Linked DNA regions of Mus musculus: regions 1 and 2 are each linked to region 3. Evidence: chromatin loops called from intact Hi-C (ENCODE). Cell type or tissue: heart. All regions are shown on one strand. Each heading gives the region's core, and the rest is flanking DNA. Links, peaks and the distances in the headings are about the cores only.

Evidence for each region. Hi-C counts contacts between places; a loop is a spot of excess contacts. Peaks named below come from ENCODE experiments on the same cell type or tissue, not always from the same donor. Only the 100,000 strongest peaks of a DNase experiment are listed, where the experiment ranks them.
Region 1: it touches region 3 in a loop (4-fold over the local background); 3 of 42 quality-filtered maps call a loop at or near these places.
Region 2: a loop joins it to region 3, with 2.3 times the contacts of the local background. A loop is called at or near these places in 2 of 42 quality-filtered maps.

What each region holds. Positions count from the first base shown.
Region 1 is chr6:94,460,548-94,468,336 of GRCm38, forward strand. No RefSeq gene overlaps it. Among named protein-coding and RNA genes, the nearest start is that of Slc25a26, 36 kb to the right of the region's middle. In heart, for the core only: CTCF peaks have their summits at 4,285 (motif pointing left) and 6,138 (motif pointing right); no DNase peak of the experiment used is centred there; H3K4me3 peaks cover 431 bases; H3K27ac peaks cover 726 bases.
Region 2 is chr6:94,135,678-94,143,466 of GRCm38, forward strand. All of the region lies in intron 1 of Magi1 (membrane associated guanylate kinase, WW and PDZ domain containing 1), which reads right to left. All of the region lies in intron 1 of 4930511A08Rik (RIKEN cDNA 4930511A08 gene), which reads right to left. Among named protein-coding and RNA genes, the nearest start is that of Gm52867, 88 kb to the right of the region's middle. In heart, for the core only: a CTCF peak has its summit at 4,345 (motif pointing left); no DNase peak of the experiment used is centred there.
Region 3 is chr6:93,753,827-93,761,615 of GRCm38, forward strand. Magi1 (membrane associated guanylate kinase, WW and PDZ domain containing 1) reads right to left here. Exons shown (of 24, transcript NM_001029850.4): 8 at 6,882-6,939; 9 at 3,829-3,938; 10 at 1,188-1,280. Among named protein-coding and RNA genes, the nearest start is that of Gm23035, 36 kb to the right of the region's middle. In heart, for the core only: a CTCF peak has its summit at 3,750; a DNase peak (open chromatin) is centred at 3,755; H3K27ac peaks cover 753 bases.

The sequences.
Region 1 (7,789 bases), core at 1,298-6,297, 710 kb after region 3:
TATATACTTGTGTTATATTCCTTATAATTTACAATAGAAATACACTCTTGAAAAGTATATGTAATTCCAAACTTGCTTGTACTTGTACCCTGTATTTTCAAATACATTCTTTTGATTTGCGTGAATATATCAAAGTAAAAATATACTTGAGAAGAATATTTTGTTGTTGTTTTTACTTGCCTCAGATATAGCCTCAGTTAATTCTGGCAGTTAATAAGATGTGTGTGTGTGTGTGTGTGTGAGAGAGAGAGAGAGAGAGAGAGAGAGAGAGAGAGAGAGCAATGCCTTGTTTCTTCCATATTTTCCCAGTCTATTTACAGAGATACAATTTTCAGAGATCTTTTTTTTTTTTAAACTGACAATATGTAACTGTATGGAGCTTAGAGTTTTCTAACTTGATCTGACTCAAAGGAAAAAATGTACTTCAGATGAATGTGAGTTTCTGAGGGAATCATATTTAAAATCATATCAAACCTATATGCGTCTTGGTTGAAGCAAACAAACGTAGTATTGAGAAACTCGGCACCAATGCAAACAAGCTGTCTTACACGTTTCTCTCAAATAGCTCACTGCTTCTTAGATTAAACTGACATGAGCATAAGCATACACACAGAAGACTGTGTGTATCATTCATCTCCAAGGTACACCTTACAGGGAGAGGCACAAAGGATGAAGAGTCGAAGCAGTGGCATTGGAAGGATCCACGTTAGTATAAACAAGCTCAGATTCAAACATTCCTCATGAAAAGAACTCCTGCCAGACTTGGTGGAGCATACCTTTAATTCCAGCACCCAGAGGCAGAGGCAAGAGGATCTCTGTGAGTTCAAGGTCAGCCAGGTGTACACAGTGAGATCCAGAACATTCAGAACTGCATATAGAGAGAGCCTGTCTCATATGTCAACAACAACAACAACATCATCATCATCATCACCATCAACAACAACAACAACAACAACACAAAATTCCTTATTGCTTCTTGAAGCGAAGTAAGATGAATGTAAGAACAGCATGTGCCCATCTAAAGGGCTTAGTCTTCCTTCAGGGTTGGACTATTCACATCTCCCAGTCTTATATTAGAGTCCTAACCTATAATCTGATGACAGGGCCTGTAGGAATGAATGGGACTAGAGAACTTCTAAGAGGAGGCAGAATGCTTGCTTCCCCTCTCTGGTCTCTACCATTTAAGTCATCAGTAAACAAGGATGCTAGTTCTGCTGGGACCTTGATCTTGGGCTTCCCAGTCTCCAGAACGATAAATGACAAATGCCAGTTGTTGAAGCCAGCCAGTTGATGCTGTTCTCTTGCAAGAACCAGGCTGAACCAGTAGAGCACAAAAGAGTGAAGCTAAGAAGCAGTAATGAGAAGAAATTGTACAGTATCACTGAGCTCAGGTCACACCTGGCTTTTAAAGCTTTGCTCAGAGACAAACAACATACAGCTAAACAAATCACATATCAAAGGCACATTCTCACAGAAAAGAAGCAACTAAACACAATCTTAATCTATTCTTTATTCTTAAAATGCCAACGAATTAACAAAATATGTAAATCTCTCTGGCTCATAATGCATATGCATTTGGATTGACCTTTTCAGAGCTTTTAATTAATAAGATGAATGCTCATAAAAACATAGCTGGGCAGTTTGAAACTTCCTGTCCTCTAGGAAAAGAATTAGAGATAGTGGTTGACATATTTTTTTTTCTCAGTACAGGATTACTGATATAATGTCTGACCTTCTGTTTAAGCATTTTTAAAGCTGTGTAGTCCATTAATGTAACATGACATATACTGTTTTACTAAGTATACTAACAACTATATGTTAACATTGTAGTTTATATTGTTACTTATGTTTATATATTTATATATGCCTTAATGCATGCAAAGAGAATATATCCTTTACTATATATATATAAATTAGAATGGGACTTTTCTTTTCTTTTCTTTTCTATTCTTTTTTTTTAAGATAGCATCTCATTAAGTAGCTGTCCTAGAATTTGCTGTGTAGATCTAGGTGGCCTCAAACTCACAGCAATCCACCTGCTTCTGCTTCCCTAGAGCTGGGATTTAAAGGTGTGCGCCATTGTCAGGTCTGGCAGAATGGAGACCTTTTGTGTAAAATGACTCATGATTTTGGCTGGTAGCACAACAGTCAATGGACATTCCCTTTTGTCACCAAGGCGGATGCCTCCTGCAGATCTCCAGCCATCGCATTAGGAAGTCCCTTTGATAACCTTGACCTAAATGTTCTTGTTCAAAATTTAAGATGCCGCCACAGGTAGCTCACCCTCAAAATACAGATAACATCCAGCAAATGAGGTCAATTGAGAAGACTAACACCATCATCTTCACAGGCACTGACAGCTCACAGGACGGGGTGGGAGAGGAATTTTACGTGTGTTTTATTTTTATTTGTTTAGTAGATATTAGCTCTTTCATACATTGCTCTGATAAAAGCAACCCAAGCGAGGGCTTATTTGGTTTCCTGGCTTGAAGTTAGTACAGAATGGCAGGGAAGCACGGTGGTGGGCGCACAAGGCAGTTGGTCACATTGCTCCCAGAGTCGGAAAGCAGAGGAAGGAAAAGTAGATGCTCAGTTGACTGTCCCTTTCACTCAGCCCCAATGGGGACCCTGGCCGATGAACTAGCGCCACCGTATTTAGGGTAAATGGTCCCACCTCAACTAACCTAAGGTAGAAAATCCCTCAAAGACATGGTCAGAGGATGCTCCCTTCAGCAATGCTCAATCCTGTCAAATTGACAATCCATAGTAATCGTCACAGCATAGTAGACCAAGCTGAGCACATTCCAACACAAAGCTGGGTCCAATCTTAAAAACAACAACAACAACAACAACAACAACAACAACAAAACAAAACTTATACATTGCACGAAAAATGAAAATCTTTACCACTGTGCTGAGACAGCAATCTTAATCTAGATAGACACTCCTATGATCACATCCACAAGGCTTGCAGAATCAATCCACTGTTAATGGGCAGTAAGTAAATTGTCCCTAATTTGGTTTGAGATGATACTTAGATCTCAGGAATATCTGAGTAATGATGCCAAAACACTGGAAAGTGGGAGCTGAACAAAAATTCTTCAAGTTGTCAGCATCAGGCAGAGATAAACATCGGATGGACACTGGCAGCCTAATTTTAAATCTCCATGCCACAAGTGTGACCCAAAGCATGCCCTACTTGCCAGGCAGAGTCTTGATAAAGCTCCACAGTGGGCCGCCAATGAGAAGGAAGAAGTCTATGACTTCTAACTGCCAGCCAATGGGCTTCATACAATGCCTTTTATGTTTGTTGGGTGTTAGTTCCCAGGGGTCACTGCCTTTTCTCTTCCCGGGAGAGCTAAGCTAATCTGACTATAGAGTGGAAGGGGTGGCTTGGCTTTGTGGAAATCGGGGAAGTTCCCACTAGTCCCTCTAATGATGCGGACGTCCACTTGACTATAACCACTGTTGGATATTTTGACACAGAAGCTTAGGGTTATCATCCTCTGCAGCCCTCAATCTGAGACAGAAGTAAGGGAGCTTGCAGAACCTCTTGATTCCCCTGTCACCAAGCTGTACCTTCAGTTTTCCTGTCTGTTTCTGGGACTCTCAAGCTGTACGTGGGAGACTTCCTTTTCTGAAGGAGCAGGCAGCTGAACCCTCTGGGATCTACCTGGGGCTTCTCTTTCCTGCCTCTTTGCTGCCTTGGAGCTGGACAACATTGCAATACATCTACCTACCCATTTAACTACACCTTTTAGCCAGTGACCTAGTAATGGCTTGCAAGTTTAATGCACCCTAAAACATTTGCAATTGTGTGTGTATGTGTGTTACCCTCTCACTGCTCCTCAAAAGACCCTGGCCAGCGTGCAGGGGTGCCATTCTTAAGGCGACTGCTTGCACCTCCTCCACAGTATCAGAGAGTACAGTCCTGCTGTTGCTAGGAAACGCACTACAATCCCTAGACCCCGTCATGTGTGCTTTGCAGAAAAGAGCCCAGCTGGACCCTTGAGTGTGCAGAGACTATTCCAGGTACTTTGCTGCCAAACTGTTGTTCTCTGTGATCTGTATGGGGCTTCTGGCAGCCTTGAGGATGCCTGCTGCGGCGGCTTGCGGTGAATCGGGGATTAGCTGGAGATCTGTTGCATTCCTCTCCTTCCTCCCAAAGAAGAAGGATCTCAGCTTCCTCAAAAAGCTGGATTCCCTCCCACCCCGTTCCTTTAAATAAGTGCTTTTGTGCCTGTCCAGGCCCTTGGGATGTGCATGCGTGCTCAGTGTCTCCACCTGCTGGTACTTAGTTAAGCTTTGCTGTGTAATGTTAGAATACGAAAAATAAAAAATTGGGATATAGCTAAAAGAGCAGTTGAGGATTTGGCAGGAAGAAATAACAGTGGTTTGGTGACAAAAGGAGATGCTCATGAATAAAATAACAGTTGTCTTACCTGTAAGGCAAATCATTTATTCCTTATCCATATAGTGGTAAAGGCTTATTACTATGCAATATTTGTAGGAATTTAGTCATGTGCACAGAAAAATGTAAACATTGAGAAGGAGGCAGGCATGAAGGTGCACATCTGTAATCCCAGTGTGTGAAGGCAGGGCTTCAAGATCTTCTACTGTAGAGCAGGCTCTACTATGCCAGCCTGGGCTAAGTGAGACCTTGTCTCAAAAAACAAGGCAAACATACAAAGTTCTCAGTATAGTGCCCTGCTCAGAGAGCTGTATTTCTGCAGCTTAGATCTGGCACTACTCACAGCTACATTAATAGTCTGTCTAGCTGAGAATTAGTGTGCACACCTTTGATCCCAGCACGGGGGAAACAGAAGCAGGAAGATCTCTGAGTCTAAGGCCAGCCTTGTCTACAGAGTGAGTTCCAGGGCACCAAACAGTAAGGCTTGTCTCAAAAACCAAAACCAAACATATTGAAAATTAGTGTCTTTCACTGAGTAGTCAATCAGTTCTCTAGAAGTAAGAGGCAGTTGTCTGGAGAACCTTAAAATCATTCAGCTTGTGTGTGGTAGGAATGTGTCTCCCTGGGGCTGGGCAGACAGCTCAGTGGTTAAGGCTAAGAGGGAGTGCTGCTCTTCTTAGTTTGTTTCTCAGTATCCACACACAGCTGCCTGTAAACCCAGCTCCAGGGGATCCAGTGCTCTCTCCTAGAATCCACGGGTACCTGAACACATATGTACACGCACCCACACTCAGACGAACACATATACATGTAATTTAAAATAAAATAATTTAAAAAAAAAAGAATTTGCCTCATGTTGTTTTACCTTTTCAAGGGGGTGGGGGGCAGTGGCAGTTTGGCCAGGTGAGTCCCGCAGTTCCTGTATACTTGACTGAATGGCTTTTGCCAGGCCCAGGGTCAGATTCCCAGGAGCTCACCTGTGGGTGCTGTTGCGTGGATCGCTAGCTGAATGGAAGGAGAACTCAGGGTGGTGGGAACTGCAAGCTGTCTCCATACGAAAGTGTCAGAATCTATTTATTATAAAGTTCATCTTCTGTGAGGAGACTTAGCAAGGGCCTTCAGGTATGAGGGCGTGTGCCTAGATAAGATGTGGGGGGGGGGCCAAATATATAATTGGTTATCTTGTATATATACAACAGATGATGAAATGATAACCTAAAGTTTTAAAACTTAGCTATAAAGAATAATTAACTACCAGTAAATAAGAAATTAAATTTATCTTGTAGACGAGCTGCAATAACTTTAAAAATCAATAGAAAATCATTAGAAATTCTGTTGTACCCAGTATAATAAACTCTTTACTTTAACTATTGTCTCATATGGGAGCGATTGCTATTTCTTTTTTCTTTTTCTGTAGACATAAGTGACACCTAGAGGATGGAGAGTTCAAGAACATGTCAGTTATTTTTCACAAAGCATTATTTCCTATCCATTAACATTTTGAGGTGGCAAACACAAATATACACATATTGTCATCAAAAGATATTTGCATATTTTGTGAATTCACTGATTTTAAGAAACAAGACTCAGTTAAAAGTATGGCTTATGAATAGTTATACCTATATATGTTTACTAAGAATGCACCTTAACTTTGTTTAGATTTAAATTTTTATTTGTATTTTATGTGTATGGGTGTTTTGCCTTCATGTACATCTCTGCATTGCATGTGTGCAGTACCAGACGAGGCCAGAAGAGGGCGTTGGGTCCTCTGAGACTAGAGTCAGCCACCATTTGTGCTGGGAATCATTTTGGAAGATCAGCTCTTAGCTGCTGTGTGGGGAGCTGTTTTGTGCTTCTCTGAAGCAGAGAGAGAGAGAGGGAGAGAGAGAGAGAAAGAGAGAGAGAGAAAGAGAGAGAGAGAGAGATAGAGAGAGAGAGAGGAGAAGGAGGAGGAGGAGAGGGAGGGGGAGGAGGAGAGGGAGGGGGAGGGGAAGGAGGGCCTGTTGGCAGATTTCCTGGCCTCTGTGGCATGGAATGATAAGATAAGAGGAGGTGAACCTGGGGCTCAAGGCTGGGGCTGAAGAGTCTATTGACCTTGGTGGAAAGAACAGAGCGTTTTGGGATGGGAAGGAATGTCTTGTGTACATTTTAGCAAATTGTTTCTGTTAGCTTGTGGCTTTGTTTCTCATGATACTGTAAAGTATCTAAAGCCTAAGAAAATTAAACTCGAGGCTGCCGCAGTAGTGACTAGACAGCCCTCCTGATTTCTAACCTCTGTCTCGGAGTCTTCTTTTCCATCTTTCCTATAATCCTCCTCACTCCCCAGTCAGGGGACTGTTTGACTTAGTACCTGCCAGGCCCGTGCATGGTTGAGCGAAGTGTATTTAAGAGTATGTTCCCAGAGAAATACTTTTTTAATGGCTCTGCTCTCCTCTGCTTCCGTTTCTCTCCGTTTACTGAGGAGCAATACAAAGTTTCGTTGTTGTTGCTGCTGTTGTTATTGTTGTTGGTGCGCTACAGCTTTACAGCTGCCATTAAGTCCAGCTCCAGAGAATCTGACGTCTGACTTCCCTTAGAATGATCTTTTCCCCAGGATCTTATCCATTTGCCCAAACTTGTGTATGTAAGATTTATGTGAGAAGAAGAACCCCACAAAGTAGAAACTTGCGTTCATGTCAGTTGTGGTTTCTTCCCACGGAGGAAAGGAAGACAACGATAATCTAAGGTATGTGTGTGCCCAAAATGTGTTTACATTTGTACATTGTTCTTGGAATTTTTTATTCATAGTCAAAATGAATAAAGTTGAAAATTGTATGAAGATAAAGATACAAGAGCAAAGACGGAGTCAAGCTTAGATTTAGATGTCAATCCCACCACCCTGCACCCCCCCCCCCCCCGGGGTACTACAACATTCTTTTTTTTTTTTTAATTAGATTTTTTTCTTTTCTTTTTTGTTTGTTTTTGTTTTTGTTTTGTTTGTTTGTTTTGTTTTGTTTTCGAGACAGGGTTTCTCTGTGTAGCCCTGGCTGTCCTGGAACTCACTCTGTAGATCAGGCTGGCCTCAAACTCAGAAATCCACCTGCCTCTGCCTCCCAAGTGCTGGGAATAAAAGATTTATTTACATTTCAAATGTTATCCCCTTTCCTAGTTTCTTCTCCGAAAATTCCCTATCCCCTCCCCCCTCCCCCTGCTCCCCAACCCACCCACTCCCGCTTCCTGGTCCTGGCATTCCCCTATACTGGGGCATAGAACCTTCATAAGACCAAGGGCCTCTCCTCCCACTGATGTCCAACTAGGCCATCCTCTGCTACATATACAGCTAGAGACATGAGTCCCCACCATGTGGTTTTGTAGTTGTTGTTTTGTTTTGTTTTTTTG
Region 2 (7,789 bases), core at 1,298-6,297, 380 kb after region 3:
AAGTGCAGAAAGGCTAGGTACCATCTTAAAAAATGTCACAAACAAAAATCATCATGTACCAAAATTAACCAGACCCAAAACCTATATAAACTCAATTAATTTCTATACAATTAGAGTGGACATTTGGAATGGAAGTTGTAAAAGTTCACGTTGGGTTTTATACTTTCACTACCAAATATATTTTATGCACTAATCCTCCACAAAGGCAAAAAACCCTCATGACAAGTAGCTCTCCATCCTCTTCCAATTCCTGCCTTGCATTCAGTTCCTTCTCGTTCCCTAAGATTTAGCCTTTCTTGGTCTCTTTTCTCCATGTTACACTGCACCCAGATGTACATTTGTTTATAGGCACACATATATTGTTGGCTAGAATTCTTTTACAAGATGTCTTTTTAAAGCAAACCTTTTCATGTTGCCCCCAAAAGAGGAATGCCTTCGGTCGCTGAAATGCGACCTGGGGAGTTTCTCTGACACTCCCTAGCTTGGTCTCATCCGTGAAACCACAGCGCCTTGCTAGGCACGGCGAGGTAAAGGTGACCCAAAACCTCAGCAAAATGGGAGCTCAAGTTTGAAGCCAGACTAGGGTACTCATCAAGACGCTGTTGAGAGTGTGTGGGTGTTAAGTGTCTCCGGTAGGGAAGGTAGCACATTCGAAGTTAATTTATCAATTAATGTTACTAGAAGAAGTGTGTTGCTACTCGCCAGACTCAATCCAAACAGAGTTTAAGAAAATACATCAAAAGTAAATAAATTCTAAAAGTGTGCCACATGATTGTTCTGAAATTTAAATGAGTTACGTACCCAGTGCGTACGCAGGGAGTCACCCAACCAAAGAAACCACTCAGCTTTTACTCACACCAAATGCCATCCCTACAACACAATCCCAGCATACCAGCGCTGGCACAGTGGCTGGCACATTGTGGGCAGTGCTGTCCTTCCTGGCACTATCCCTGAAGAGCTCAGGTCCATGGGGCCATGTGTATCACCAGCCCAGCCCTCTAAGATCCCTCTCGGCAGGGTCCTTCTTCTCCGCCTATCCCAAGGTCCCCACCACACACTTTGTGCTTTGTTGGAGGCTTAGGTGTGTCAGGTCAGAGAGGATGGTAACAGATGGTAGTTCCCAGAACTCCTTGTCACCACTGATCTCTCAGGAACCCACAGCCAGTCTTGCCTGCTCTGTCATTTGCTTACAAGCCACCCTGCTGAGGAAACTCCCCAGGAGTTCCTCTGGTCCGTATGCTGTTCTGCACTGTTGGCTCTGGGATGGGCAGAGGAAGTAAGGAGGCAGTGCTTTCTGATGGCAGGCCTCACCTCACCTGCCAGAGCTTGACTGCTACTGCAGCCGCCTTGCCAGTGGCTCTCACCCAACCTGCAGGCTTCTGTAGATCAACATCATGCTGGACACTTAAACATCAGGCGCAGGAGACGAAAGCCACTCAGAACCCAGAGGGCAATCCCTTGGGGTAAATGTGGATATTCTGTTTTCACAAAGGAGAAAACTACAGTTCTAGTAGCGACCTATACAATGTGGGGCTCAGCCTGTGAGGTTGGGACTCTGAGGATGAAACTTAAAGCGTTTCCATAGCCATCTCCCACACAGACTATGAGTATCCTGAAGGAAGAAGGGCTCTGTGTCTTCCTCCATCAGAGGCAGAGCAGGGTGTCTGAGGAGCCTGTGGGGACACTTCCCGATACTCCACTTCCCTCCTTGGAGCGCTATGAAAAATGGCACTGTGCAGGAGTGTGGAATTACTTCTCACGGGCTGACTAATAACTCCTGGCCAATGAGAGCAAAGGTGACCCGTTCTCCTATGCACTGCTGAAAAGACCCAGGAGGACTTCTTCGCCACTTTTGGCTAAACGCATGGAAGAGTCTTTAATGCATGTGGGATGTACATATAAAAGAAAATAGATGATTAACAAAGCAAGCAAGCTCTATAGGGAAATGAAAGAGAATCCTGGGCTAGGACTGAGAAAAGTCAGTTGACCAAGGAATTTATCTCACTCTTCAATTAAGTCTATTGTGTCTATTCAATTCAATACTTCCACCTGCTATTACCTTGTTATTTTCTGTCCTCTAATTTATTCCACTATATGTGTGCTCATACAGAGGTGTGTGAGTGTATGCATGTGTGTGTGAGTGTGTGTGTGTGTGTGTGTGTGTGTGTGTGTGCGCGCGCGCGCGTGCGCAGGAGGTACACCTGCCTCAGAGCACATGTGGAGGTCTGATACAACTTGCTGGAGTTGCCTCTCTTCTTCCACTACACAGGTTCTGGGGAATCAAACTCAGGTCATCAGACTCAGCAGCAAGCTTTCTTTACAAGAGGGCTGGAGGCACAGGTGAGACTGAAGGGATCAGGACTGCTTAGCACCATGGCTATGTAAGGTCTTCCTGCAAATCCCAGTAAAGACTCTGCAGATGCTGCCTAAGACACATTACTAAGCATCACAGGTCTCCAGATTGCCCAGCTTCCCTTTCCCCACCCACCCCCCCATGTCGTCACTATCCTACTTAGATCACTACGAAACATGTCTGGCTACTATGAGGACAGTGGGTTGTCTACTTAGTCTACCCTATACGTGCAGGGATTCTCTTTTCTGTTTGTCTATCTGCCACACTTCTGCAATCAAGAGATCAGTATAAACCTATCAGCATCCTGCCCCTACTAACAGTTGTGTAACATGGGGACATGTTACTGAACCCCAGTTTTGCTCTTATTCGTCCCCCAAGATCTCACATGTTGAAGGTTCAGTCCCCAGCCAAGCATGTTCCAGGGTGGGGTCTTTGAGGAGACAAGAGAGGTATGACCTTATTAATGGAGGGATCGGCTGATAGTTTCCTAACTTGACACGTTATTGGGAAGTGGTGGAAACTGGAGGTGTAGGAGCAGGCTGTGGTGCTGTACCACATCTTCTCTGCCTCCTCAGGCCCCTCCCCTTTGCAACCTACAACCAGATGCCAGGTAGCTTGCACTAGGCACTCAACCTCTATTCCTAATCACAGACACAAAGCAACTAGGACAAGCAACCATGCTCCTCAATTGGTGCAGCCATGGCCCAAAAGAAATCCCCTAGCTTTTAAAATGTTCTACCCCAAATGTTCTGCCACGGCAACAGGAAGACAACACATTAAGCTTCCTAACTGGCAAACTGAAAATAACAGTGCATGGCGGGCTTGTCATGAAGATAAAGTCTGATGGCTATGTGGGCACAGTGGCTGCCACTCAGCAGACCCCAAGAGGTCTTCACTGTGCCTTTCAGTCAATGCTTTGCCTGGTAAAGAATGGGCTCAGCCCTAGCTTCACACACAGGTGAGGACAATGTTTCCTGAAGTAGAAACACACTTCTTAAGGTGGAACTGCTGAAGATGGGACAGAAGCTGGAGCTTGAATCCACACGAAGCATCAGGCCCCAAACTGCATGGTCTCCAACTCCCCCTCTCCACATCTATTCCTCTCAGCCTTAAACACACAGTAGCCAGTTCCCTGCTCCATTCTGTCTCCATAAAGTTTTTTTTGCATTTCCTGTCCCCAGTCTACACATACCAGAGACTACAAATTGGGAACACAGAGCTCATAGACAGATGCAAGCTAGATAAGATCAAGAATTAGAACCAGGGATGGGAGAAAGCTGTCAGTAAAGCACTTGATGCAAGCATGAGAACCTGAGTTGGGTCGGGTCCCCAGAACCTCAGTAAAAGCTGGGTTGGTGATACACTGGGGATGCAGAGACTGGAGGATACCTGGAGCCTAGTGGCTAGCCAGGGTAGCCAACTCTGCGAGCTTCAGGTCAAGCCTGTAGAATGATACCCAAGCCTTTTCTCTGGTCCCCATATGTATGTGCACACATGTACACCTACATGCATCCACACACAACATATACAAATATGCACACAAGAGAGAAACACACGTCAGAACCCATTTGGCAGCACCTTCTAAAGTCTAACAAACACCTATTCTAAGACCTACGTTTCTTACACACACACACACACACACACGGGGGGGGGGGGAGAATATGTTCTAAAAAAAATACTAGGAAAAAACAAGGCATCTTTAATGAAAAGACCTCTGAGTTATAAAGTACCCAGCTACCTAAAAAACAGAAAAATAAACACATATAACATGGTCACAAAGTAGAATATTACACAGTCAGTAAAAAGAGCTACTGATACGCTCAAAATGAAGGTGTCCTCTAAACATAAAAAAGTCAACCTAACATAAAAAAGTACATATTATAGTTATTTCTTATTGAAAAATCATAAGCAGGCAAGACACATGTAGAGTGATAACAGTAAAAGTCAGGCCAGTGCTAAGGCCAGGCAACTCTGAAAACACAGCTCCCTCTGGTGGTAGTTACAGAGAAGACACTGGTTAAAATATCAAGCTGTATTTATTTATTAAAGTACTTTATGTGCTTTAAGTATTTTTTGAATTCAATTTTTAAAAGAACAAAGACATTAAAAACATCAAACTGGGATAGCAGCCAAGATGGCAAGCCTTGCTGCTGTCCACAAGCAAAGTGCTGACTTGCTTTCTGGCTGAGCCCGAGCTAACCTTGTGTCTAGGGATGGGAAGTTTGGATCAGGTGCATCTGCTGTGGTAGGCCCCACAACAAACCCTGAGGCTGGCAGAAGTCTGCAGTTAACTCTCAGAGTCGCTCATTCATTCCACACACACTGTCCTGGGCTGACTTCAGCATTAATCACCGCTGAGTTGTATTCTCTGGCACATCTGGTGGTTCTTGGTTGAGACATTATGCTTCCACTTTACCAGAACCAAAATGCATCCCTCCAAATGCTTACACTCTGCTCACCAAGGTTTCAGATTAACAGGAAGGGGTTAGGGACCGTGCACGGAATTATTATAAGGCACGCTACAATCTCAGTGGCCCACACTCAGTGGGCGGGAGAGGGATGTGTACACTGGAGAGCCCCGGCGGTCTGAACCCTCACAGTGCCAGGCATGAGTGGTCCACGCTCACAATCCCAGCATTCAGGGGCTAACTGAAGCAGGAGGACCTTATGGGCTGCATGATGAGTTTCACACACACCTAGGCTAGGCTGCACAAGGAGATCTTGCATCTGCAAATGAAACAAGGGCTAAGAAGATTTCCTGGGCAAAGGAAGCACTGACAGGAAATTCCCAGAAGCTCTTGGGCCAGCAAGCCAAGCCTACACAGCAGTGAACAAAATAGACTGTGTATCAAACAAGACAGAAGTCAAAGACGACACAGGAAGTTGCCCTGGGACCCTCACATGAGTATCATACAAACATAGGCCTGCACTCATTCCTCTCTCGCCACATGGTTGTGCATGTGTGTAAAAGACTGAAGAAGGGAGGAGGAGGAGGGAGGGATAAAGAAGGGAGAGGAAGGGAATAAGGAGAGGGGGAGGGGGAGGGGGAGGGGGGGGGACACAAAACCAAGCACTGTTCTCATTTACTGTGGTGGTTTGAATAGGTTTAGCCACCACAGACTCAAGTGTTTGAATGCTTATCCCACAGGGAGTGATACTATTAGGAGGTGTGTCCTTGTTGAAATAGTTGTGGCCTGATTGGAGGAAGTGTGGGCTTTATGGGATTGGGGATGGGCTTTGCCAGTCTTCTCCTGACTGATATAAAATTCTTGGCTCCTTCTCCAGCACCCTGTCTGCCTGGATGCTGCCCTGCTTCCTGCCATGATGATAATGGACTGAACCTCTGCGCCTGTAACCCAGCCCCAATTAAATGTTGTCCTTCATAAGAGTTGCCTTGGTCATGGTGTCTCCTTATGGCAATGAAAACCTAACTAAGTCACTTACTCTGTAGGGAGGGGCTCAGCCCCCTGGTGAAGGCATCCATCTCCTCTGGGATTCTCTGGAGGACTAGGCTTTCTCCTCCAACTCTAATACTCTAAGATGCTTAAAAATGAGTTACAGATTAGTAACTAGTATGACAACAATGAGAGAGAAAATGAAATTGCTAAGAGACTGACTCATTCGACTTGGTCACTGGTTTGCCTTTGCCTACCAATCTGCAGGGGGAAGAAAGGCAGAGGAAACAAACGTGGGTGTTTGGAGCTTTAAGAAAACAAACACTTGGGCTTAGGCTATAGATCAACAGTAGAACATTTGGCTAACACACAGCAGGCCACAGTTCCATTAGCAGCAGGAGTATGGGAGAGTGTGTGTGCACATGCATGCACATATGCACATACATGACTATGCACACTTCCATAGGGTATTTTTTCTACGTCCACCCAGGGTCCAACTCCCCAGAGATATCCCCATGGGAATCCAGCTGCAGAGCAGGTTCCCACTGGAGAGGATTCTCAGCCCACTCACCTACTGTAAGATGTGGAGAGCATACAGAAATCCTCCCACTGAAACAGCTCTGAATCCTCAACTGACGATAAGACGCACAAGGTTTTCAATCACATGCAAAACAAAGGGCTGGGCCATAGCGTCCAGCACCACCTCTGTCAGAGGCTTCAGGCCTCAAGCCAAAAGTTTGATATAAATAAGAAGGCAGGACCATTCTTTATATATCAAATCAAGAAATAATGAATTTTCTCCCATCATCCAGTGTTTATTATACTCTAAGATGAGAAGAGAAATGAAAGATAAGACACACAAGAAACTGGGCAGGTAGGACTCCCACCAGGACCTGAGTTCCTAACACTATAGCCTACCCATCAAAGCTGTTGACCTGTTTACAAACCAACCAAAGCCTGGTCCTGTCCACAGCTCGAAGGAGGCTGCCAGGAGTGATTTACAGACAGCTGTTTTGTCTATGAAACTGACGGGGTAGGGGAGCAGCTAGAGATGGGAAGAGGTTTTAGCATGGGGCAGTTCTCCTGGGCTATAATTATTCAGGCTGGCTGGCTGCTTTCTTTGCCCCAGTTGGAGTTCTGTCTCCAAGGTGCTGGGATCAGTCATCATGAGCCTTGCTGAGCAATGGCTGCTATTGCTATGCCAGCAATCTACCTTAAAAAAAACTATACTGATAAACAAGAGAATCCCCATCAGGCAGGCTGCAGCCTAATTGGGATGAGTCATCTCACAGAGCACCCAGGACTTGTGCTGAAATGCTCCTCAAAAATTTCTCAACTTGTTGATGTAAAACCATAAATAAAGAGGCAAGCAAAGATCACCGGTCTCAGGATACCAGGGGAAACCTTGAGAAGCAATCATTGCTGTGGCACTTCCTTGAGAACAGAAAAAGCGGGCCCACTGGCATCTACAGTAAGTGGGATGGAGGAGAGAACCTGCAGAAAAAGCCATGGTCCTCTCTGAAAGAGAGTTGTAGCCTTGTGTAAAGTAACGACATTACTTTTTACACAAAAGTTACAGGCACTAAGCGACATCCTGCTCAAAGGTTTGCTAATATAACAATGCCAGAAAGCCAAGCTATCTGTGTCCCAATACCAGCTCCCTACACCCTGGCTGGGTGTCCAATAAACAAAAATGTAAACCTCCTTATGCTCAGAAACATTTGTAGACTGATGCTAACAGTGAGTCCTACAACTCAAATGTGCACCTGTACATAGTACAGAATCAAATGCACTGCCGTCCTGTTACAGTATTTTCAAGAACAGCGCCCACATACTCCTGTTTGAATACTCAGTCCCAAGTTGGTGGAACTGTTTTGGAAGAATTAGGAGGTGTGGCCTTGCTGGAGGAGGCGTGTCACTGGAAGTGGGCTTTGAGTTTTGGTATCTATGGATCAGGATATATGCTCTATGCTGCTGCTCCTTGCTTCCCACCATGATGGTCATGGACTCCTAGACCTCTGGAACCAAAGAGCCAAATAAA
Region 3 (7,789 bases), core at 1,189-6,188:
TCCGCAGACAGTGTAGTTGGTCCAGGGTATTTAAATGAGGCAGGAACAACTCTCTTACTATGACAGTGGTGAAGCAAGAGGACATGAGCCAAAGAAGGAATTTCATATTCCAAGAAATACTAAGAACACAACAGTAATGGTGTTAATTAGCCTGTTACTATGGACAACAGTCTATCTTCAGGAAAGCCATTATCATAAGAAAATACATTTGTGTGCTCAAAGGTATTGACAATGATGTAATGACGACATCGACTACTGGATACAATGTCCCACTAGGTTCTTTACCACTAATGTTCTGTAATTCCATAATACTATCCAATGGAAGGCTCAATTTTAGTTTTCTTACTGGAAAAGAAAGAAAACGAGGAACCCCGAAACACACTGCCCCTCTTCTATCACTGAAGACTAATGAAGCCTGACTATTCAAGGCTCAGGAACCCAAGTCAGGAACAGTCCTTTCTAAGGGCTATACTTACAAATGTGAGACCAATCTAAATGTTATAGGATATACCAATGCAAAAACAGCAGCAGGGAAGGACATTGAAGGTAAACTTATTTACCCTTAGGAGGAAATATTACTCAACAGCAACTGTGTTGCCTGAAATCTCAAAATATCTATCTATCTATCTATCTATCTATCTATCTATCTATCTATCTATCTATCTATCTACCTACCTACCTATCTATTTATTTTAATACTGTGGTCTCCAAATCACTCATTCCAACTCTGAGATGGTTCTGCTCCTCAGGAGGATCTGACAATGTCTGGACACCTTTCTGATCATTATTGGTTACTAGTGGGAGGTTGGGTATATATCCTCCTATCTTGTCCCATAAGTAAGTGCTTACGACATTCTTCCTTATAAAGAATAATCTAGTCAGAAGTATCAACAGTGTTGAGACTTTGAGTTACAAGTCTTCATTTTTTTTAAAAATGAGACTTTAGAACTAGTAAGCGACTTTGGTGTATCATGCTAAGTCTGACTGACAACCTGAATTTGGTCCCGGGGCCACATGGTGAGAGAGAAAACTAATTATGACAAGTTGTACTCTGACCACCACATGTATATGTGGCACAAATGTAGGGGCTTCCCCCTCCCCCCCCCCCACACACACTCAGTGTAATGAAGAAATTAACAGCGATACCCCAGAGCTAAAACTATGATGCAATCAAAAGCCCCCATTACCCTGAAGTGGAGTTTCCCTGGCTGGCTCCGGATTGCTCGGGGGATGGGAAGGAGCAACAGGAGGCACAACAGATGCATGATCCTCTGTCCACTCTAGAAGAAAGAGAAGAAGCAGTTTCGTGATTTGTCTCTGAACAGCCAAGCCACTTACCTTCTTAGTAATAGTCAGACCAATGAATCAAAAGTAGGTGGTGTGGTGGTTTGAGTATGTTTGGCCCAGGGAGTGGCAGTATTAAGGGGTGTGGCCTTGTTGGAGGAAGTGTGTCGCTGTGGAGGTGGGCAAAGAGAGCTTCCTCCTAGCCTCCTGAGGATGCCAGTTTTCTGATTGCCTTCAAGCCAAGATGTAGTTCTTTAGCACCATATCTGTCTGGAAGATGCCATGTTTCCAGTCATGATGATAATGGACTGAACCTCTGAACCTGTAAGCCAGCCCCATCCAATTAAATGTTGTCCTTTATAAGAGTTGCCTTGTTCATGTTGTCTTTCACAACAATGGAAACCCTCACTAAGTCTGTGAGCAAAAGCAGCAGCCCTCCCTCCCTTTGTGGTAAGGTCAGTGAAATATCTCTCTCTCTCTCTCTCTCTCTCTCTCTCTCTCTCTCTCTCTCTCTCTCTCTCATTAAAGAAATATGGCACAACTGGTAAAAATCTGACTTTAAAGGTTTTAAGTGAAAACCAAATTTTGGTTTTCTTTTCCTTTGTTTTTTCAGGTATGGATTTGCTTGAAGGTAGCCATGTGAGAAAGGACCTTCTTAAGGCTCAGTGAGGGGTGCGCTGGTCTGCAGAGCCTACCTGTCTTGCCTGGTAAGTTGGATGAAAATATACGCCATTATTTTGTTGCGGCACTAACTTCTGTTGTCTCTGAAACTCAAAGGGAAGCTACTGCCTGTAACATCTTGCAGTGAGTGATCTTTAAGATGTAAAGCAGTCACCTTCCCTTAGCTATATGCCCACAGCTCAAACCACATTTGCTGGGACTACTATCTTTAAAAATATCTTTAAAAATATTTTTAAAAGTTATCCTTAAATTAAAAAGGGAATTAAGCCAGAGAACTTTTCAGCTGGTGCATAGGGGTAGTAGAGAGTAAAGCATGGTTTACCAGCTAAACTGGGCTCAATGTCTGCCTTATAGAAGTACATGGCATAAATGCTTTTCATTCATTCATTCACTTACTACTTATTTATTTGGATTTTTCGAGACAGGGTTTCTTTGTGTAGCTCTGGCTGTCCTGGAACTTACTATGTAAACCATGTTGGCCTTTCACATTTTTAAAAGGTTAAAATTGAGTATTTTCTGATACACGAAAATTAGAGATTCAAATGGGTGTTCATGAATAAAGTTTTATTGACACACAGAATTGCCTATATTTATATATTATCTGTATCTGTTTTACACTATAAAGATGAGTAGTTATTACAAGAACTATGTAACATCAATGCTAAAACATTTGTGATGTTTATATATATTTATAGTAGTAACATTTGGCTACTCCCATAGTTTAAGGACTATATTTGATTATGTTCAAGGACTCAGTGCTTGCTTGGGTAGATACTTGGTGTGATGAGGTCCTCAGTACAATTTCTAGCACCATACACATTTAAAATATATAGTATATAAATTAATTATGTTAAATATTTAATATATAAATTAATTAAATATATAATAATATATAGCATATAATATGTATTATATATAACGTGGGAACAAAAGTGTTATAGTTCATATTCACATAATTGATATTATACTTAGATGGTATAAAGCCTACCACTGAAAGATTTAATGAAAAATTAGGAAAACCTTAAATATTAATAAATGGATAGCTACATATTAGTAGAAACACTCATTACGTAGCACATCTTTTAGCCATTAAAACTATGAGTCAACTCAAACCTTCAAGCAGGTTTAAGAAATAAAAAGTGAAAAAAAGTTGCTCAAATGAAATATATTTACTCACAAAATTATTCTTGGTTTTGGTATTTGTGATTTTTATTTACCAGAAAAATTCTACACAGTGAGCCCCTAAGAATGGGATGGGGCAAGCACTGGAAGATTTAATGTTCCCCCCTCTTCCTGGGTTATTTTGATTTCTCTAAAGAATATGAATTTGTTTGGGGCAGTGGTGGCACACGCCTTTAATCCCAGTACTTGGGAGGCAGAGGCAGGCGGATTTCTGAGTTTGAGGCCAGCCTGGTGTACAGAGTGAGATCTAGGACAGCCAGGGCTACACAGAGAACCCTGTCTTGAAAAACCAAAATAAAATAAAAAAAAAATAAAAGAATATGATTTGTGACTTCCCAGAAGCATGCAGATCCTTCTGTACGGCGTTTCTAACGTGAAAAAGGAGCCTAGTGCCCAGAAACTCTGCTTAAATGTTACACAGGGATCACCATGCAAATGCTGCAGGGGCCCAAATTCCCTCAGCTCCGCAAGTTAAATTCCATCCAAAGCAAGGCAGAGGTCTGAGCGCTATGCAGGGGCGCCCCCTTCTGCAGTGTGCTGGGGTGTGCTGTTGGAGGGAGGGGTGACTAGAGGAGAAAAGAATCTATCATCAAGGCCAGCTCTGACCACACGGGGGTGACAGTGCCTAGGCTTTACCCCACACTCCCAGCTCAGGGAAATGCCTCCAGCAAAGAAGCCAACCTTCTGGCTGCGGTGGCTGAGGCTGCTGCTGTTGCTGCTGCTGTTCAAGCTGTTTCTTCCGTTTGGCTTCTAGGACTGGGTTTTCATATTGCGTCTTCCTGTTGATGTGGCTGGGAAGAAAGGAAAGCAGTTCTCAGGGAGGAAATACTCATTCTAGCAAGAAAAGGCCGGGCAAATCGATTAGTTGAGGCACAGCAGAGGGTCTGGAGTGGATATGCAGATAGACATAAACACAGCTCCCATTATGGCTGTGTATGTGCAGTGAGACCTAGGGTGTGGTTGGAATGCATCTTACTAGAAATCCCTAGCAAATGTCCTGAGGCAAATAGCTTTACTCACCAGCGGAAAGCCCTTGTTTACAGGGAACCTGTTCCCAGAGCCCCAGTGAATGCTGGAGCCCAGGATAGCGTCCAATCCAATATGAATATGGTTTTCCCTCTGCATCTGTACACACCTATGACCCAGTTTAACTTATAAAACAAGCACAGCAACAGATCAACAGCAACAATTCACTGTAGCCCTCAGTAGTTTCCACATATGATTTATTTCCTTAGCCACTTAAAGGAACTTCTGCCTGCCTCTTCAGCACGTTCCAATTGCCCACGCTGTGACCTTTGTGCTCTGGGCCTATCAGGAAGTTAAATAAGGGACATTTGAACACAGTGTATGACAGTGTATGACACTGTGACAGCTGACCTTGTAACTGAGCTGGCCACCAAGTGACTGATTGACAGGCAGTGCATAAAGCTTAGCTGCACTGGATGAGGGGTGCTTTGTGGCCTAATCTCCATGGAGCAGCAAGGAAAGAGACCTTACCGTGCCCTGAATGACACCCAACTTGAAACTTAAATTTTATTTATTTTTTTCTAAAGTTTTCTATGCCATTTTTTTTTTCAAGCAACAATTCACCTTGAGTATGTGAAGCATGTAAGTGTGGACACAATAGTATTTCATGTGGGGATGAGAAGTACGCCTCTGTGTAGTTCTCTTTGTGTGGCATTATTAACTAGTATGCTCACTCAGCTATGCTTGCTTTTGAATTCAAGGGCTTGAGCCAGTGACTCTACCCCTATTTCAAAGCTAGCATCTGAGAGGGGGGGGGTACATTAAATTCACCAAGAAGTACACTCTGAATTACTAAGAATTAAGAGTCAACTGGAGCTGGGATGTTGTCTGTGGTCTACAATAGCAAAACTCTTGAATGGCTTTACATAGCAAGGTATGGAGAAGCCTAAGGGTGAAGTCAAAAGGACTCCACTAACATCTGTCAATTATGGCAACCCAATGAATGACCAAGAGGAAAGACCAAATTCACAGCCTATAGGCAATGATAGTTCTAAGGTAGTTAAACTATGTGAATGCAATGTATTTAAAGTGACAAAGATCCAGACATTTTAGATGACTCTGTCACTAGTAAGGCCGGGCAAGCACACGCACTTACCCCCACAACGCACACACATCAACATACACCCATCATCCACATGAGTGTTTCTGTGTGATGGCCTTATTTATTTTGTATTTATACTAAGTATAAATACATGTATATATAGATGGTTTCACATATACATATGTGTGTATGTACACGTGTATGTACTCCTTTAGCCAAAACAACAGTTCATTAGAAGTTTGGGGGCATACCTATTACGTTACTATTTAAAACATCAAGTATTGCTTTTGAAAATGAGACTTTTTCTTTTAAAGAATAGTTTATCAAATAGGGTGGACAGATTATCTTTAATTCTTATTAAAAGGATATTTGCCTCTTTGTTCCTTTAGACAATCTCATGTAAGAAATTGCCTAGCACTAGCATGCCCTGTGGATCTGCCATGAAAAGACCGAGAAGCAAACCTTGTAAGTTCTGTCTTCCCACTTCGGGACCTGGTTTCTTCTTGGTTCATAGTGGTACCCAGCTGCATCCTTTCTTACTAAATGCACAAGCTAGCTAAGTACCAATGCAAGCCCGGCCTTGCCTGGCAGCAGCCTCTCTGTTTGTCAATATAAAAGATCTTCAGAGCTCACAAAGGACGTGTACTTTATGAAGGTCAATAAAAATGACTTTGCTTGTATCTGATGTTGAAGTTTCTCCCTGTTCTGTAGAGGGGAATCAGGCCTTGTACTGGTCAAGGGCACTTGCTATACTGAACTCCTGCAACTGCTTTACAGTAAGACGCTGGCATCTTATTGCAGCCTGGCATTTTTACATAATATGTTCCTATTATTGGGGCATTATACAAGTGACTTTTTATTGCCAGCAACATGAGAAAGAGAAAGGAGGCCTTTTATCTTCACTGTGGCATGAAGGACAATAATGACACAAAATTCACATGGTGCTTGTCTTGTTCAAAGGAACTGTTACAGTTTTCTCTCTTTCCTTAGAGGAAAAGCTGCGATATATGTTGATATTGATGTTTGCAGTATTCTACCTCTTGGTTATTGTTAAAATTTTTTTTTAGCATCCTGCTAATCAATGATTTTAGTAACATGACAAAGTACATGTCCAATGCTAGAATGAAGTCTATAGTAAAGAGATCACACTACAGGCTGAGAATCCTGGGAGAGGCCAGGAGGGACAGATAACAGGCCCTGCATCTTATCCCAGTTTTCCACTTCCTTCTTACTCTTGGCAAAGTTTCATAAATTATTAAGATTTGTCTAACCCTTTTAGAATGGCAGAGTGAATAAATAATTGCTATGAAGTTCAGACCTAGGCATCAAAATAAGAGCAGTCAGGCTGCTCTGAAAAAGCACAAGCTTTCTGTAGTTTTTAATCGGCTCTCCTGCAGCCAGCTCTTCACTACCACTCGCTGAGAACCTGTGGTGCACACTGGGTCTTGGGGATTCGGAAGTTAACAAAAGCCATGTATACCGACTTCCTTTCTGAATTTCTCCAGGTTTGGTGAATATTTGCTTACTCACTAAACTCTTCCTCTTTCCATTATAAAATTAATAATATCATGCTGAACCTTGTAACAATGCTAAGATGTGTTTCGTATAATATACACAATGGCCCAGGAGTGCAAAATCTATATGTGGAATATCCACGGACACTTACTCTACATAGTAGACACCGTAGACAGGGTCTTCAATCTTTTCCCAGCCAGCAGGCAACTCTGAAAAACAAAAGACCATTAGCACAGGACGAGAGCTGATTCAGGAGCTCAGACACTGAGTCAGTCAGCGGAGGGTGACGCACTCAAATATCTTGAACACAATTAAAACTGTGTATTCTAACGCAAAGAAGCACTGACTGCTTTTTCTTTGTTCTTTTATACATGGAAAATGTCTCTCTATCTATTGGTATTTTACTTAAGAAAATAAAACAATAAAATGCAGTCCTAGCTGCCTTCATCATCAGCCAAGTATTGAATTAGATTTTAATAGAAATACTTAAAACTTTCTTTAACACCTAGTTCTTCCCTTAAGTGTTTATAGTTTTCTCATTCTGTTTCCAGACTACTTTGCCACATATGTAAGAACACATAAAAATTACTTTCGTTTCATTTTCAAGTCAGTGGTTTTATTTTGCTTTCCTTGAAAGAAAATTAAGCTTGCATCTTATCCAGATAAGATTCACTGTTCCTAATGAAGACATTACTGAGTGAATTAAAATGGCAGGCTGAGCTGGGTGTTCAAAGTATACACACACACACACACACACACACACATACACCGTTACTTCACTCTTGGACTTGTGTCAGTTTGTCTTTCCAGAACTTTATCTTTGAAAGATAATGCAAGATAGTTCACTGTCATGTGCAAATATTCTTTTGTACATCCCCCTAGTGGGTGGAATACAGACCAGGCTTCATTAGGTAGGTGAGGCTGGTCTCACACATGTTCTGGTCTTCACTGCTGGAGCCCTGGGACTGCCAGCCTGCACCCACATACCTCTCTATGTGTATCTTTTAAATGTGAGGGTGGAATGGCACCAGGCAGATAGTGAACTCTGTCTCCCGAGGT